2 separate regions of the Homo sapiens genome follow, and region 1 is linked to region 2. A link is a contact called in ENCODE Hi-C data. All regions are on one chromosome and are shown on one strand. The core of a region is the stretch at or near the end of the contact, and the rest is flanking DNA. Distances in the headings are between cores, read along the strand shown.

Region 1 (6,839 bases), core at 216-2,715, 940 kb after region 2:
CATAAAAGACTTTAAAAGGTAGAGCCCCTGGCATCTGCTGAGTGTAAAACACTAAACAAATAATTGTCCTATGAATGTATATTGAGTCAAATAGAAGTTTGAATTCAATATTAAGGAGTAAAACGTCTTCTGTGGTAGCAACAAAGAGCTACTTAACATTTTTGAAGATAATACGATAAAAGAAGTTGGCGAAAAGAAGACTTAGAAAGGATACTTGATTTGCCCAAGATCGTAATGCCAGCGGGATAAGGAACAAAGGAACAAATCTGACTCCAAGTTTCCACGGTTTTAGCCATATTCCACAAATCTGTTCATCAGACCATAAAGAGGATAGGTTTCAGAAGTCCATTTACTAAAACCAAGTTTCATTACTGAAAAATAACTGCAAGATGACTAATTACACTCTATGAGCATTGCTCCTATCACTTTTACTGATCTGAATAGTAGAATGGAAAATACAGCCTCGATTTTAAGTAGAACTGTGCACAATCTGTATTTTCTGCATGTGCACTCTACTAATCAGCAAATGTTAACTTACTCATACACAAGAAAGAAGTGAAGGACAATGGTTTAGAAGACAAGCTTTGGGGAGACAAACCTAGGTTCTATTTCCCAGCAGAGAAGTGAGCGACCAGGAGTAAAATTCCTTAACGTATGGAGCCTTTTTCATTACTTGATAAGTGAAGGTAATAATACCTGTTTCAGGAGATTATTGTGACTAACACAGAGTAAGATTTCAAATATTAACTGTGGATGTGACAAGGATACTCTATATAAGATGCAGAATCTAAAATTTACACTCAGGCTACTTCCAGTGTTGTCTTCAGAAAGATGTCAAAGAAAATACTGTAAACGTATTTCATAATGAAACCACAATCTCAAGAATTTGGGGCTGACGACGAAGAAAAGAAAGAAATAGATGACCATTTAATAGTGAAGAGAAATGTAGGGGATAACATGACACTCATCCTGGCGTGAACATGCCAGACACTCGGTGGGAGTTCCACAAAGCTTAAAGGCTAATCCTGGCATTCGGTTTAGCACCACAAAGACCGCGGAAGGAACTGGAAAAACATTCGGGACACCGCGAAAATTGAGAACTACAAAGGCAGAACCAGGGATCAAGATCGCAGGACCAGAAAGGCCTTAACAGCGGCAGGTAGAGAAGGGACAGAAAAAGGCGGGGTGTGGAGGGAGGAGGCGGCCGCGCACTCGCATTCTCGATCCCTCCCACAGGGGACACCAGGGCCGCGGACCTGCTGCGCGAGGAGCTGTCGCCGTAACTTCTGCCGCTCCCGGATCTCCTGCAAGCGGCTATCCATGTTCCAACTCCGGCTTTTCACTATCCCGAGTACTTGTCAATCTCCAGTGAACTCTTATCCAACCTTTCTTCCGAGTCTGTGGAACAAAATTCACCGGGAGCTTACGAACAGAGTATCCTCATAGCTTTCCTCAGTAGAGACTTCCGGCGCGGCCGGAATTGGCTCGCTTGGCCCGGAAGTCCCGCCTCCTTCTGGACGCTTGCTATGTGACGCCACTTGGAAGGGACCCAGTAAGGGATCTGTTGCGCCACAGGGGTCTCCAGGGCCCTCGCAGGTTGGGGTGGTCTGAGCTAGTCTGAAGGAGGACAGTCAGCTGACTTCTCCTTTATCTCTCTTTCCCAGGATAGCAGGTTCCCTTGGTGTATTACAGTTTCTGAAGTGTTGATTCCCTTTTCAATTGATTCCACAGATGACAGTCCTGACGTTTAAAAAATTGCCAGATAACCTTTAATTTTTTTTTTTTTAACAGAACACAAACTTAAGCCAGATTGCCTAGGATTGAACCTTGGCCTCTCACTTCCTAGACGAGTGGCCTTGGCTAGTTAACCACCTTCGTGAGCCTCAGTTTTGTCATCTGTAAAATGGGAGTCATAAGTGTCTACCTCACAGAGCTGTGATTGAAAGGATAAATAGCACCTTGCACATAGCGGTGTAGAAGTGCTTGTTATTGTTAATATTTTATTTACCTTCACGCAGGTAACAGCCACAACATCTGCCCACTCTTCCCCACACCTTACTGTCCCTTGAAATGTTTCCCATTTTACTATAGTATGCATTTTTTGGCTTCTTCCCTTTAGGGAAATGAGTATGTGATAGTAAAGCGTGTCTTGGTTTATGTCCTAGGAGTCAGAAGCTAAGAGACTCCTTTTTGTGCTTGTACATTTGTCTTAACTGAAAATAACCCAAGGATAAGGAAACAAATAGCTTCCTGAAATTACTCGGATTGCGGGGGTGAGGGGTGAGGGCTGGGGGGTGGTGATTCTGTCTTCATAGGATGGCAGCAAAGGCCAAAGTCTTATTTGAGTTATTACCATTATTATTCACCACACTTGCCATCTTATTTCAAGCCTACAGTGGCGGAAGTGGAGTAAGACATCATGTTGCCTCAAGTTTAATTGGAAATCGCGGTAAGTACTTAACAAAATTAGTAATAAGTCTGTTCTTTCAGAGTAGATTTAATTTTCAGAAATAATATTAAGTCATCCAGATCAAAACCAGTTGAGTCAGGCTGGGCCAAAAGTGGGCAAGACTAGATTCTACTTAGTCATGCCCACTTTTATAGAAATAATTATAATGTATTTCCGAAGAACTAGGTCTGAAAGACAATTTTGAACAAGTAGTCCTAAACAATTCCTTGAGTAATGTCAGCACTACTTGGATACTGTAAAATATTTATGTCCATATGAGTTAAAGTGTATTTCTTTAAAAATCAGTTGTATTATCTGGCAATCATTTAAGTTGAATACTGATTTAAATTTTACCAATGGTGAGAATAGGCAATTATTCACTTAAATATCTGTTGATATTGATTGAGCATTTTATATGGCAAGCACTGTGATAGGCCCTAGAGTCTATAAAGTCTGTCAAAGATTAAAAACTAAAGTCGGTTTTTCTTTATGAGTTTACTGTCTAATGGAGGATTTTTCTTTTTCCTGATAAGTTGCTATGCAGGTTACTTGCTTGTAATCTTTGAACCCCATACTCACCTACCCTCTGCTTCGAGATGATGGCTAGGCAGGGAGTCCACAAACTACATTTCCCAGCCTTCCTTGTTAGATGGCTTCCTGTAAGACTCTGCCCACAGGAGGCACAGGCAGGAAATCAAAAGGTGGAACATGGGAAAGCTATTGTCCATTTATTTTACTCTCTGCTTCTGGCATCTAGAGCGATGACTATGTCCCTTACAAAGTCTAGAGCCAGTTGGAGCAGCCCCTCCTTTCCTTACCTTAAGAAAGTGACACCCTTAACAGTGAGTGAGTTTGCTCTTGTGCTATGATACTACTACTTCTACCTTCTGTTCCACCAGCTCAAGGACTGGTAGCCATCCTGCAGTTTAAAATTTCTGATTTAATCTTACTTCTCCCTTTTTGCTCTTCTAGCCTTCAATATCTGCTTAACTATTTCTCCATAGTGAATGGCGTCTGTTTAAAATACTTTTAATTATTTGTTTTCCTGCCTGGAACTGTACTGATGCAGATATGTACTTCCATGTAATATTTACAAAACTGTTGGAGTTGGGCAGAGGGTTGTTGCAGTTTGTACAAAGAAGGGGATATAATTTTGAAATCTCTCTCCCAACTAATGAATTTTAAAACACCAGACCACATCAGCATACTTGTAGAGAATTTTACAAGCCCATCAGTAACATCTGTTCATTATGACAACATAAAGGCCACTAGGGGGTGTGTGTGGCAGGAAGAGGGGGAAGAAATTTCGGAAGTCCTCACATAAAATCCATACTTTTTGAAGAAGCAATTTACTTCTAGGCACTTAATTTAAGGAAGTAAAGAGAGATCCACATTATAACTTATGCATCTCTCCCCAAGCTCCTGGAGACTGACTCCTCCAAACCTATACTCTACAACTCATGATGCTCCCCAACTTATGATGGGGCTATGTCCCAATAAATCCATTGTAAGTCAAAAAATCGTTAGGTGGGCCAGGCGCAGTGGCTTACGCCTGTAATCCCAGCACTTTGGGAGGCCAAGGCCAGCGAATCAACAGAGATCAGGAGGTCAGCCTGGCCAACATGGTGAAACCCCATCTCTACTAAAAATAAAAAAATTAGCCAGGCGAGGTGTTGGGCGCCTGTAATCCCAGCTACTTGGGAGGCTGAGGCAGGCGAATCGCTTGAACTGGGGACGCGGACGCTGCAGTGAGCTGAAATGGCGCCATTGCACTCCAGCCTGGGCAGCAGGAGCGAAACTGCATCTCAAAAAAAAAAAAAAAAAAAAAAATCGTAAGTGGAACTTATGTTAGTTAGGGACTGCCTGTGTAGCTAGTTGCCTATTATACATCTTACTAGAATGCCCTCCACAATCTCTTCTATGGTTTACATAGCTAGTAGCTACCGTACTAGTCAGCACATGTCTAGGTTCGAGAGTATAAATACCTAAACCACTTAGCATTTTATACAATACTTTGCTGCCTCACTGATACAGTTCGAATATAAGTCCCCGCCCAATCTTACGTTGAATTGCAATCCCCAGTTTGGAGGTGGAGGCTGGCAGTAGGTTTTTGTCTCCTCCAAAAATTCATTTTGAAACTTAATCCCCAATACAACAATATTGGGAGGTGTGGTGTATGGAAGGTGATTGAGTTATAACCGGCTCTGCCCTCATGAATGGGATTAGGTACTCTTATAAAAAGGGTTTGGCAGAGAGAGTTCCTCTTCTGCCCTTCTACCCTCTACCATGTAGAATAGCATTCCTCCCCTCTGGAGGTTGCAGCATTCAAGATGCCATCTTGAAAGCAGAAACTGGACCTTCACCAGACAACAAACCTGCTGGCAACTTGATCCTGGACTTCCCAGACTCCAAAACTGTTAGAAATACGTTTCTGTTCTCCATAAATTACCCAGTCTGTGGTATTTTATTACAGCAGCACAACTGGACTAAGACAATCTCAAACAACATGAATAAAACCTAAATTTATCATCCACTAAAAAAAATCAATTTCACTCCTCTGGCATTTCCTATTTCAGAAAATAGGGTCAATATCCACCCATTTTCCTAAACAAGAAGCATTCCACCTCTCCTTCAGCCTCCATATCTGCTCTGTGACTGTAGTTCTGCTTCTGGTTGCACCACTGACACATACCATTCTTCATTTCTATAACCACAACCTGTGGATGACATGTATTCTGATTCGTATCCTAATTGTCTTATCTTTTTCCAGTCTATCCAATTTTTCCTAGATATTTGTGGAAAATTGTAATTTTATCATTTTAAACTGTGCTCAAAATTTTTTTATATTTCCTCAATATCTAGGACAGCACTATCCAATAAAACTTTCTGTAATAATAGAAATGTCCTACTAACATTTATTTCTATACTAATCAATATGGTAGCCACCGGCCATATGTGTCTACAGAACACTTAAAATGTGGCTAGTGTATTATTATTTTAAAATAAAGATTACTGAATCTTTAATTGTAATTAATTAAATGTAATAAGTTGTATTTGGCTAGTAGCTACCATATTAGATAGCATATGTCTGGGTTCAAGGGGATAAATTCCTAAACCACTTAGCATTTTATACAATAATTTGCTACCTCACTAATAGAGTTTAAATGTATGTCCCCACCAAATCTCATGTTGAATTGTAATCCCCAATGTTGGAGGTAGGGCCTGGTGGTAGGTGTTTGGATCATGGGAGCAGATCCCTCATGAATGGCTTGGGCCATTCCCTTGGTAATAAGAACTCTCTATCTGAGTTCATTTGAGATCATGTGGTTTAAAAGTGTGTGGCACCTCCCCTTGCCCCACTCTCTGTCTCTCTTGCTCCTCCTCTGGCTATGTGACATGCCTGCTCACTCTTTGCCTTTGCCATGGTTGTACGCTTCCTGAGGCTTCCCCAGAAGCCAAGCAGATGCCAAAATCATGCTTCCTGTACAGCCTGAAGAACATAAGCCAGTTAAACCTCTTCTCTTTATATATTATTCCTTATAACAATGCAAGAATGGCCTAAAACACTCAGCCTGCTCTATTCTCCTTTATCTACCCAATCTTATAAGCACATTAAGGTTTTGTCTTTTTTCCTAAACATGGCTTTTTTTCTTGTACTTGTTGTAAATTTATAATTGAGTAAGAGAAAATTCTCCTACAATGAAGAGATGGGCTCCAAAGTGACTTTTCTAAAAATACATTTTGTAAGCAGAAAGTTTTTATCAGGCATACACATAAGATAAAATGAGTGTCAGAATCCGGTGATAAGTTCTGTTTTCTTCCAGTGCCTTGTGAAGAATGGACACTCAGTAGATGCTTATTGATGAACCTGTTGGTTGAGGATAACTCGCTAACTTTTCTGAGCTTTGTTGGAAAAACTGTGAGTACCTATGTTGGGTAGAAATTGGAAGACAGCCCCTAGCATTTTACATCATCCTTGGAGCTTTATTTATAGTCATTAAATGCAGAAGACTCCCCAGTTCATGAATTTATTGTGCTCAACAGGACAACTGCTGAGGTCTAGTGCATGTGTGGCACAAGAAAATGTTTATCAAGCCTCATATGTCAAATTAACGAACTACATAAGAAACAGAAATGAAGATTGTTTTCTCATCACTTGTCAATACATTTTTAAAGGATACTGCGATTACATAGAAATAATTTTATTTTATTTATTTATTTATTTTGAGACGGAGTTTCGCTGTTGTCGCCCAGGCTGGAGTGCAATGGCACGATATCGGCTCACTGCAACCTCCGCCTCCCAGGTTCAAGCAATTCTCCTGCCTCAGCCTCCCAAGTAGCTGGAATTACAGGCACCAGCCACCACGCCTGGCTAATTTTTATATTTTTA
Region 2 (6,462 bases), core at 2,744-5,243:
GGAGGTGTCTCTCCTCGGTTTGCAAATGGCCATTCTCTTGCTGCCTCTTCACACGGTTATCCCTCTGTGGGAGAGTATCACCGGTGTCACTTTTTTGTGTGTGCAAATTCCCTCTTCTTATAGTGGCACCAGTCAGATTGGATTAGGGACCACTCTCATGACCTCATCTAACCTTGATTGCCTCTTTAAAGGCCCTATCTCCAAATACAATCACATTCTGTGGTACTAGGGGTTAGGGCTTCAACATATGAATCTGGGGAAACAAATCAGCCCATAAGACTAGTATACAGAGATACAATTGATTTTTGTATACTGACCATTTATGCTGCAAGCTTGCTGAATCACCTCTTAATTCTTGTAGTTGCTTTGTGCATTCCTTTGGGTATTCCTCATAGATACTCATGTCTGCAAATGGAGAATGTTTACTTTTTCATTTTTATGCCTTATATTTCTTTTTTGTGTTTTTGCTTTGTTGCATTTGTTTTTTCTATTTGTATGACCAAAATCTTTAGCAGTACAGGTAGGTAACAACCAAATAATGTAGAACCCCATAAGCCACGTTACAGAGTTTGAATTTTATTTTAGCACAGTGGGAATACATTGAAGGTCTTTAGTTAAGCTGTTGCTCATGAGCAACAAATGAGCAATGACATATATGTATGTATATACACATATATATCATTGATTTTATATATATATATATATATATCTTAGTCCACTTGTGTTGCAATAACAAAATACCACAGACTGGGTCATTTACAAAAATTAAATATATATATACATATACACACATATATATATCATACATATACACATACATACATCATTGCTCATTTGTTTGTTATAAATAGCATTAACAGCATTTTTCAAGTTATATCCTGGGAGTGTTTATGATTTACTTATTCTTCAACTAATTCCATAACAAGATTTGAGGTGCTTAGAACAATTCATGCCAAGTTAAAACAAAATAATTGGGCAAATTGGGATAAAGAATAAAATGGAGTTGAAAAACAAGAGGCCCAGGTAATGTCAGTTCAAAATATGCTTACCTTTAACTACTTTAAATTTACAGGAGGTATAGTTACACATTTTGGCTGAATCTCCCAGAGACTAGAACTGTTTGAGACACTTCTGTTCCCCAATCCCTTGTGATATGTTTCTCAGGTAATAGGCCTTCACAGTAACTCCCAAACTATCATATATACCACACAGACTTGAGATTCACTATTGAGAGAATCTATGTACTGTTTTTCTTTTTTTTTCTTTTTTGTTATAGAGCCGGGGGTCTTACACTGTCACTGAGGCTGAAGTGCAATGGCACGATCATGGCTCACTGCAGCCTTGACCTCCTGGGCTCAATCCTCTTGCCTCAGCCTCTCGAATAACTAGGATTACAGGTGTGTTCCCCCATGCCTGGCTAATTTTTAAAAATTTTGTGTAGAGATGGGGTCATGCCATGTGGCCCAGGCTGGTTCAAACTCCTGAGCTCAAGTATCCTTCTACCTCTCCCTCCCAAAGTTCTGAGATTACAGGAATGAGCCACTGTGCCCAGCCTATAGATTGTTTTTCTTGAAGCAATTTTTCAGAAACCTTCCTGGTTTCTGATAATTTAACCCTTTCAGGTTAGGAGAGAAAAATGAACATTTTGATATTACCCACTGTCTTAGTCCATTTGTGTTGCTGTAATAAAATATCACAGACTGGGATATTTATAAACAATAGAAATTAATTTCTCTCAGTTCTGGAGGCTGGAAACTCCAAAATCAAAGTGCCAGCAGATTTGGCAACTGGTGAGGGCTGCTCTTTGCTTACAAAATGGCACCTTGTTGCTGCATCCTCAGCAAGGGTCAGTGCTGTGTCTTCACATAGTGGAAAGAATAGAAGGGGCCAACTGTCTCCTTTGGGCCTTTTTTTAAAAAGGCACTAATGCATTCACAAAGGCAGAGCCCTAATGGTCTAATCACCACTTAAAGGCACCTCCTCTTAATACTGTTGAATTAGGGATTAAGTTTCAACATGAATTTTGGAGGGAATACAAACATTGAAATGATTATACGTGTTTATTTAATCAAGTATCCAACAAAAGCAAATAATTCAAGCCCCAAATTCACTGCATCTTTAGTAGATAAGCAGAGTTTTAAATTACGATTGATCTCCTGTTAGGAGGAATGCATGGATTTCCACAAGAAAAAACTGTACTGAGGAGAAACTTTCCACAGTAATGTGCCACTTTTCAGTCAACGACAGACCACATATATGAGTCCCATAAGATAATACTATATTTTTACTGTACCTTTTCTATGTTTAGATATGTTTAGACACACAAATATCATTGCATTACAATTGCCTACAGTATTCAGTACAGTAATATGCTGTATAGATTTGTGGTCTAGGAGCAATAGCCTAAGTGTGTAGTAGGCTGAGCCATCTATTTTGTGTTAGTACACTGTGATGTTCAGAGAAGGATGAAATTGCCTAAGGATACATTTCTCAGAATGTATCCTGTTGTTCGGTGACGCATGACTGTATTCCATGAGCACTATAATCACTATCATAGTAACACATTAGGAGAGAATTCTCATTTCTAAATCCAATATAATTTATCACCCATTAGTTCATACTCTACTGCTTTGATTGCTTTTCTTTGGTTGTGGCTACCTGCATACAGCAGTAAAGTTTCAGAAAAACTGAAGTCGCAAAAGGTCAATTACTCAATGAAGGAAAGATAAACCATTGCATTGGGGGACTAGAAGATACTTTTAAAAGTTCTCAGATTATCAATTTAATGATGTGTTTCTATGTAGTGAATAATGCCTTAAATTCTTGCCAAGAGTATTTAGAAGGAAGTTGTCAGAAGTATATCAGCTAACTCATTTTTTTTTATATCACTGCTAATGGTGTCATTCACACATTGTGCAACCCATAATTCCAGATTTAATTCTACCAAAAAATATAGGTCATTGCAAAATGCCATATTAAAACTGCCAATGCATGACAGGAAGATGGGGATGCAGACAAAGCAAAGGATGACACCAATTCCTTTTTTAAAGAAGCAAGATAGGGATTGGACAAAAAGGCTGAGCCATTTTTAATGGATACTTTTGAGGGAGTGTTAATTCCAATTTAATTAAAATGATGCATTAATTTAAAATTGGGATAACTGGTTGCCCTCGACTGCACCTGGGTTGCGCCAGTGCTCTCGGATTAACCTAATTGTACAGAGGTGCCCTTGTTTTCTAACTTCATGCACAAAGCATTGGAAATTATTTGTTTGCTTTTTCTTTTCCAAGTAAATCTTTTTCCAGTTATGCATAAGGGAAGTTTGAGGCAATGGTTAAAGGCACTTAAGTTATAATTATTGCTGTTATCATTAACATTAAGCACGGGTATGGCTTTGTTGCAAGTTACCCACCTACACCTGCAAATCTCTCTTGCTAGCACACGCCCCAGCTCTCTCCACCCGCAGTGGTCCGTGGCTGGACCGCTTTAAGTCACTGAGCGGGCTGGGCTCTGAAGGAGGTCGGTCCCGCTCCTCCCAGACCCAAGCGTAGGGCTAGGGAAAAGCTAGGCGGGAAGGTCATTGCACTCCCAGGCCCCAGGAAAAGGGCCCAGGGTCTCATCATCTCTTACTTTCGGGCAAAACTTCCCACATCGCGACCTTCCCTCCCTGGGGCACTCTGAGAACACACCCAGTCACCTAGCGCGCTCCCCAGAAGTCGGCTTGGCACACAGCGCACCCCAGCGGCCGCGCGGCCTCCTTCCAGCCGCCGCCACTTGGCTTCCGGAGAGCTCGCCGGGCGCTGCCGCTGCCGCCGCCGCCGCCGCCTCCTGGGAACCAGGGGACTGAAGAGCCTGCGAGAGCGGAACACTGCCGGACCCCGGGTGGGGGGGGCGCAGCAGCTGCGCCTGGCCCCGCCCACCACACCTGGGCGCCCGTAGAACCGCGCGGGGCGGGGCGGGGCAGGAGGCTGGCCTGGCGCTCCGGCCGCTTTGTCGAAAGCCGGCCCGACTGGAGCAGGACGAAGGGGGAGGGTCTCGAGGCCGAGTCCTGTTCTTCTGAGGGACGGACCCCAGCTGGGGTGGAAAAGCAGTACCAGAGAGCCTCCGAGGCGCGCGGTGCCAACCATGGAGCGGGCCGGCCCCAGCTTCGGGCAGCAGCGACAGCAGCAGCAGCCCCAGCAGCAGAAGCAGCAGCAGAGGGATCAGGACTCGGTCGAAGCATGGCTGGACGATCACTGGGACTTTACCTTCTCATACTTTGTTAGAAAAGCCACCAGGTAAGAAGAGGACCCACGGAAGACCCGGGGCTGATTTCTCTCCCCTGTTGAATTGTGCCCTTCGTTCACCCCTGTTCCCAGGCCCTTTGCTTTTGAAGTAGGTCCTCGGTCCTGTTACGAGGTAGAAACCTCAACTCTAAGCGAGCACAGTCGAAAAACTCAAGTGTCGGATTTGATACAACTTGCTCACAAAGTTCAAATACAAAAATGTACTTGCCGACCTCCCACCCTCACCCCCGACCCTCTTGGTATTCCCCGGGAACATGATTATTTTCATACATCCGTGCTCACGGGCCTTCCCCTAGCCCCTCTCTAGCCCTCTGGTTCCCCAAAATCCAATCAGCAAAACCCAAACAGTTTCTGAGCCCCTTCCCTGCAGCTCCGGAAGCACCATTTCCAAGTCGGTCTTGATGGCTCCGCTCCTCCCCCGTCCCCCCTCGCCCTGGCCCTGGCTGGGCGGGGAAGCTGGGGTGAGGGACGAGTCCACGGGACAGCCCAAAGGCAACATGACGGAACCTTGCCAAAGTGAGTGCGGTTGCCTTTTCCCCCCTTCCAGTCTCCTGCTTGTCCCGCGCGCCTCCTTTCACTCGCTTTTCCGCCGAAGGCTGTGCCGCCAAAAGTAGAGCTCTGCAGAGGGGTTTGCGGCGTGCACACAAAGGGCGCAGGGGAGGCGCCGCCTGGAGCGGACCCCAAGGGGCAGCGCAGACCCCAGAGGCCAGCTCTTTCTGGTCCAGAGCCAAGCGCCGGGGCGGCCCTTGCGGAGGGCGGGGAGGAGGGAGCCTGTCCTTTTGGAGGCGGCTGCGCAGCGGGCAGTCGGGGCGCTCGTGGGAAACGCTCGCGGGAGAGTTGGGGAGGAATTGAGACTGGGAGCAGAGGGACAAGAAGAGTGGAGCAGAGAGTGCTTGGCGGGCGGGTGCCCCGAAGCCTGAGGAATTGATGCATAGTCGGGGTGCGTGGACTCCAGGACGCGCCCCTTTGCAGAAAGAGTCCGTGCCCCGCTGCCGCCTGCTCTGGGCAGCGGCCGTCGGGCAGCGGGTGCTGGCCGTCTTGGCCGGGAGGGTGACACACGCCCGGCAGTGATGGTCGAGGAGCCCGCCCGGGTTCGACGCCCGGGTCCCACTCGCCGGCGCGCGGCCGCGGCTCTGCCGGTCGCTCCCCGCCAGGGGGCGGCGCAGCGCGGGGCGAGCGGGAGGCGACGGGCGGCGGCGCGGAGGCCGGGGCCGTGAGGGAGCTGGTTCTGAGTCGCCGACCTCACCTCACCTCACCTGCGCGCGTTGTTGCCCCTACGGAGCCTCCTGGAGTCCAGGATCGGCGGAGTTCGAAAACGAACTTCCCACGTTTGCTATGTTGCCCTTTGGAGACAAAACAAGGTACTTCCTTCAGCATCCCCCTACGTCCCTTCCCACTTTTTCCGGGGGCGCGGCGGGTCTCGGGTGCTGGGTGGTGGCGCCCCGGTGGCACCAGTGGGACGATGTATCATTGAAAATTGACTGTATAACTTTTGTTGTTGTTGTTATTCTTTGCTCTCTTGCAGATGTATTAATAAGGGTCTTAAATTGGGCCCTTTTTAATCTTGTTTTGTTTTGTTTTGTTTTGTTTTTTTCCTAAGGAACATCCAGAGTTGGTGTCAATTTAGTCACTTTCAGGGTTTTTTGACAGAGGGGAAGGCTCCGGGATTAATCTTTTCAATTTAATAACCCAGCCCTTCTTTTAAAATCGTCTTCCCCCGCTTTCACCTTCTTCCTTCAAAATCCTAAATCTTGAGCGCCCAGAGGATAGCCCTGAAAGGGCACTTTTTTGCGAGTTTAGCGTGAGACACTAAGGCCATGGAGGTCTAGAATGATCGGTTGCTGTCGACTAACAGTTTTCAGGGGTCACCTGCCCCTCTGAGGCCATCTGCACCCACTTTCCTTTCACTCTGCGCATTCCCAGCCTTCTGCTCTCCTTGAATTACAGCGCATAGAATGATCAGGGGGCCAGAGAACCAGGCCGATTTTTAAAAGTATGTATTGGACCTGTTCTTTAGGCAGATTATAAACAGTTTAAAGAAAAAAAGTTATTGTTTAATAAATCAGCATAAATGTCCTTTCTTCGTTCCCTATTTTTCTTTTAAAGATGTAAACTAGGGATGGCTTGTTGGTCGTTTTTGACTAGTCATAGATAGGAACACTGCATTTTCAGAACC

The links. A loop is a pair of places that touch in the nucleus more often than their neighbours do. Pooled maps may share reads with other maps.
Region 1: a loop to region 2 is called in a pooled map, with 15 times the contacts of the local background. The contact joins the promoter of METTL14 here to the promoter of PDE5A in region 2. A Hi-C loop is called at or near these places in 9 of 50 pooled maps.

What each region holds. Positions count from the first base shown.
Region 1 is chr4:118,680,018-118,686,856 of GRCh38, reverse strand. It overlaps METTL14 (methyltransferase 14, N6-adenosine-methyltransferase non-catalytic subunit), which reads right to left and starts at 1,465. Exons shown (of 11, transcript NM_020961.4): 1 at 1,257-1,465. The coding sequence starts at 1,322. It overlaps METTL14-DT (METTL14 divergent transcript), which reads left to right and starts at 1,516. Exons shown (of 7, transcript NR_125930.1): 1 at 1,516-1,552; 2 at 2,390-2,449; 3 at 6,274-6,368. RefSeq lists enhancers at 927-1,066, 1,247-1,506.
Region 2 is chr4:119,626,335-119,632,796 of GRCh38, reverse strand. PDE5A (phosphodiesterase 5A) reads left to right here and starts at 3,993. Exons shown (of 21, transcript NM_001083.4): 1 at 3,993-4,277. The coding sequence starts at 4,126. LOC107986192 (a long non-coding RNA gene) reads right to left here and starts at 5,007. Exons shown (of 1, transcript NR_165235.1): 1 at 2,042-5,007. RefSeq lists silencers at 3,660-4,059, 5,280-5,559 and an enhancer at 5,100-5,149.